Linked DNA regions of Homo sapiens: region 1 is linked to region 2. Evidence: chromatin loops called from intact Hi-C (ENCODE). Cell type or tissue: dorsolateral prefrontal cortex. All regions are shown on one strand.

What was found. Peaks named below come from ENCODE experiments on the same cell type or tissue, not always from the same donor. Only the 100,000 strongest peaks of a DNase experiment are listed, where the experiment ranks them.
Region 1: it touches region 2 in a loop (2.5-fold over the local background); 1 of 110 quality-filtered maps calls a loop at or near these places.

Annotation. Positions count from the first base shown.
Region 1 is chr4:82,623,578-82,626,077 of GRCh38, reverse strand. No RefSeq gene overlaps it. Among named protein-coding and RNA genes, the nearest start is that of LINC00575, 3.4 kb to the right of the region's middle. In dorsolateral prefrontal cortex, no CTCF peak of the experiment used is centred here; no DNase peak of the experiment used is centred here; H3K27ac peaks cover 1,602 bases.
Region 2 is chr4:82,738,556-82,741,055 of GRCh38, reverse strand. The region is part of intron 1 of SCD5 (stearoyl-CoA desaturase 5); the gene reads left to right. Among named protein-coding and RNA genes, the nearest start is that of MIR575, 14 kb to the left of the region's middle. RefSeq lists a silencer at 1,450-1,539. In dorsolateral prefrontal cortex, CTCF peaks have their summits at 1,352 and 1,554 (motif pointing right); a DNase peak (open chromatin) is centred at 1,575; H3K27ac peaks cover 2,410 bases.

The DNA.
Region 1 (2,500 bases), 110 kb after region 2:
CTCTGTCACCCAGGCTGGAGTGCAGTGGCGCAATCTCAGCTCATTGCAACCTCCCCTCACTGCAACCTCCACCTCCTGGGTTCAAGCAATCCTCCCACCTCAGCCTCCCCAGTAGCTGGGACTACAGGTGCATGCCACGATGCCCGGATTTCTGTTGTTGTTGTTGGGGGTAGAGATGGGGCTTCACCACGTTGGCCAGGCTGGTCTCAAAACTCCTGACCTCAGGTGATCCGCCCGCCTTGGCCTCCCAAAATGTTGGGATTACAGGTGTGAACCACCATGCCCGGCCAGAAGTCTCAGAAGTTGCTTTCTTCTAGAGGTACCAACTGTGAGACAGAGCTGGCAACCCCTGTGCTGTGGGTGGACAAAATGACTGGGCCCACCACAGCAAGGGTGTGTTTGTAGTTTTATGACCAGATTTCACATAAGCCTGTGCTCACAGCACATGTATCGCAAAACACAGGAGCTGTGTGTAAGGGTGCGTTCTTATTCTGAGCTGTGTGGCCAAGCTGCTGCGTGGGGTCGGGGGAGCTCCCTATAAAGTACATGATGTGAGCATTGGTGGAGATGAACTAAGCTAACTGGGATCTCCAATGTCTCAAAGACAGCATGTGTCCCACAGGCGTCATGGCAGACTCATGGAGCCAGCCTGGGACAGTGGAGCCAACTCAAGTTCACCTCAAGTCCCCAGCTCTGCTACCGGCCAGCTCTGTGGCCTTGAGAAACATCAGCCTTTCTGGATTCAGTTTCCTTCTCTGAAAAGTTCCTGACTTCTACTCTGCAACATCAGAAGCAAGAGGAGGGAAGGCCTGTCTCAGGCAATGTAGGCAATATCTTCCAGTTCCAGTAAACAGGTTCTGACACCCGAGGCAGAGGGATAAGGAAGATTCACTTCAGCTCCTTCCTGGCCCTGCAATTGCTGCCCATGAATCCAAGAATGGCTTGATCAGAGCTGACTGAGTGCCTTCTATTTCCTCCTCGGAACTAAAGGGCACTTTCATTTCTAGCATCATAAAGTGCTTATTTCGGATGTGCCAACCAATGAGCACATCTGTCTGCACTGTTGTCCACAGCTCCTGCTAGACTGAACTATTTGCAACACATGGGATCCAAACTCTTTGAGTCAGTGTGTTAGAATGTGCACACAGCTGCACCATGGCCAACCAGTGGACAAAGGATCTCAAAGTGGGTATTTTGGCCTGGATGGTTTCAAATAATTAACAGTGAATATCTTTTTTTTTGAGATGGAGTTTCGCTCTTGTTGCCCAGGCTGGAGTGCAGTGGTACAATCTCGGCTCACCGCAACCTCTGTCTCCTGGGTCCAAGCGATTCTCCTGCCTCAGGCTCTGGAGTAGCTGGGGTTGCAGGCATGCACCACCACACCCAGCTAATTTTGTATTTTTAGTAGAGATGGGGTTTCTCCATGTTGGTCAGGCTGGTCTCGAATTCCCGACCTCAGGTGATCCGCCCGCTTCAGCCTCCCAAGGTGCTGGGATTACAGACGTGAGCCACCATGCCCAGCCAACAGTGAATATCTTGATTTTGCCTCTATGTAGAAAATCTTTAAGCAATGGCCCTTTTCACCACCTTTTCAATCCATTTGAAGCCAGAGGCTTGGGTCAGTCTTAAGACACTGAAATGGACAGGCCTTTTTGACGTAGTTTTGTTTATACATTACCTGATTCTTTGGCCTACCTCTACACCACAGAGGAATATTCGGATTGTTACCTTGTTAGGAGACAAACAGCCAAAGGAAAAATATTGAAACCTCTGTTCCATCATCTATGTATGTAAGAACTAGAACCAGTGACTGCTTTGTTCTCTTCTTCTATTAAAAACTATGGGAATCAGTAGCAAACAAGCTTAGAAAATGCAAGCTTCTGCTTTACCCAAGCAAAAGATATGGCCAGAAGCTATACCAGCGTTATATCCCATAAAAGAAAAAAAACTGGCCAGGCACAGTGGCCATGCCTATAATCCCAGCACTTTGGCAGGCCAAGGCGGGTGGATCACTTGAGGCCAGGAGTTGGAGATCAGCCTGGCCAACATGGTGAAACCCTGGATCTACTAAAAACACAAAAATTAGCTGGGTGTGGTGGTGCGGGCCTGTAATCCCAGCCACCGGAGAGGCTGAGAATGGAGAATCACTTGAACTGGGAGGCAGAAGTTGCAGTGAGCCAAGATGGCGCCACTGCACTCCAGCCTGGGCAACAGAGTGAGACTCCATCTCAAAAAAAAAAAAAAAGAAAAAGAAAAGCAGGGAAGAGGCTCAAGGTCATTGTGCCGAGGGATGCTCAGCTAACCTGCCCCATGTCAAAGCCTTTCTTTATGTAAACAGCTGTAGATTGACATAGAATCATGAAGCTGGTAGATATTCATGGCATGCCATTTGGATGGCTAGATAGTTCTAAACAGTATCACTTTTTGTTTTTGTTTTGCTTTGTATTGTTTTGTTTCTTAAATTTCTATCTAAAAGATGTCCTTAAAATGAGCATTGCTA
Region 2 (2,500 bases):
GTGGGAGGATCACTTGGGCCTGGGGCCTAGAAGGCAGAGGCTGCAGTGAGCTGTGATTGCACCACTGCACTCCAGCCTGGGTGACAGAGCGAGACCCTGTCTCAAAAGAAAAAAAAAAAAAAGAATTGGGAAAAGAGACTCCACCTTAGTCTTAGTCTTTCACCCTCCCCTATAGTTTCTAACACAGAATTCTGCCTCTGTCAGTTCTGGTTCTAGACTTTTTCTGAGCAGATTTGGGGTAAAGGATTAGGGGAAGAATTAAAAGTTATCTCTACATTGGTTTACATTTTGCTTACATTTGGAAGGGTAGAAGGAAGAGAAAAGAAAGATTCAGAAGTTGAGAGGAGGGAGGAGAGAAAGTAGAGCCAACTGTGGCGGACCTTGGAAAAGCACTGCAGGGGATAGACCACACATTGGGAACTGGGAGTCCTTGGTTTAGAGAATAGGGTTCCAGGCCAGGCAGGTGCTTTCATTAATGAAGTTATCGGTAAGTCAATATGTCTGTCTGAGTTGGATGAATGATACCCTCCAAAGCTTATTGTGAAAATGAACTTCACTATAGATTGGATTCCCCCTTGGGGCCTGGCTAAAGCCACACTATGAGATGTTAGCCTGATACTGGCTCCATAATACCCAAACCCAGCCTGAGATCCTCCCCGTCCACCTGCCCCAGTGGACAAACCTTGCACTCCCATCCTTTCTCCCCTCTGACTTTTGTGCTCCTAGGGAAGGTGATCAACAGCAAGGCGAGGTGCTGGGTGCTGGCAAAACAACCTCGCCTTCAGGTTCCAGGTTTCTGGAAGAGGTGAATGACAGAAGAGGGAATCAAGTTGATTATTTCCTCCATGTCTCCGCTCTACTTTGGGCGCTACATTCAAAGCTCAGGTTTTTCATTTTAAAAATAATTGCTAAAGTCCTTAGGGGGTAGATGCTTTATGTGTGCTTATCTCGAGTTTAAGTTGAAAGGACCTGTGTTTCCCATCAGATGCCCCCAGCAGGAATGGCATTGGAGGCTGGTGATATTTGAAGGGCAGGTCAGATTGCTGAGACATGAAGTGGCTGGGCTGGTGTTGAGCCGACACAGGTGAGCAGGCTCAGGCTGCAGATTGTTGAAGCAGATAAGCAAGCGGTGGGGATGGAGAGGGGTCGGGACCTGCACTCGCCTTAGATTTTAAACACATCAAGTCCATGGAAGAATTTATTTTCTACTTTCAGAGAACAGATATATGCCTCTCTTTAAGAGAATATGCTGTGCTAAAAAAATTATCAAGTTTTCATCGTGGCTTTTCACGATCAGCATGGCTAAGCAGAAGCCTGTCCAGCTGCGTCTAACTCTACGTGCTTCCTAAATTACCCTGTAATCCTCTTGTCCTCTTCCAAGCCTTGGCCGATCTGAATCATAGTGCATTTCTTTCAGCACACACATGGCAATAGATACTTCAGAGCATCGTTGGGGTGAGTTTTGTGTGCGTGAATGCCTGTGCCCTGGCCTGGGCCACCACCGCACACAACCAGCAGGCGGAGTGTGGCTCTACCAGCCACGACCTCCCTCCAGGGCAGTGCGGGGAGGCCACCGGCAGGGGGTGCTGCACCCACACTGCTGGCACCAGTACGTGGGCATTACCAGGCTTCATAAATTGCTGGAAATTTAAAGCTGGAGGGGATGTTAGAAACCGTATCATCCACTGGTTTCCATTCGCTCGTGAGGAACCCATGATCCCGAGAGTTGAGTTTGTGGTGGAAATGGAGCTAAAATAGAGCCCTCTCCACTTCCAGGCCAGGACCTCCACCTTTCACATCCCCACTGCCTTCCCCTGGCATGACTACAAATGTCTTACCAGTGTTGAGAGGGAAATGATTTGCATGTAGAAGAATCAGCAAGGACAAGAACAGGTACTTAGTGCTATTTGCCTGGGAAATCGCAGATTGAGGCTTTTTGCATTTGGCCCCAAAGTCACAGTCAACCCGCAACTAGTAGGGGTAAGATTATTATTTTTTAGTGATTATATTTAAAAATAGCACACTTGGGGAAAAAATTACAGTTTGCTACAAATCATCAAAACATTTGCCCATCCTCTGAGAGGCCATATGTTGTAGTGTCAGTCCCCACCTCTGTTATTACTAGCTGGGTGATCTTGGCCAAATTTCTAAACTCCATTTTGCCTCATCTGTAAAATGGGGTTGGTGAAGATTAAATGAGATAAGACATAGGCAGTGCTTTTTAGGGTCACAGCGTATCCTAAGTACTCAACAAGTGCCAACTGTAATAATAATGGGAGCCATTTGGCATCTATAACTTGGAACTGCTATGTAGTTGTATCTACTACAGTGGAGAAATGTTCCCTCTCACCAGTTGGATATGTAGCTGTTGGGTGTAGCTTCTCTATGGTCTACCAGGATCCTCTCCAGAGACCATAGTTGTGGCCAGGAGTTGGCTAAGGTGAAGGAGTGAAGAGTAGGTATGGAAGGGTGGAAGGAATGGGTGAGTGGCTTTTAGTCT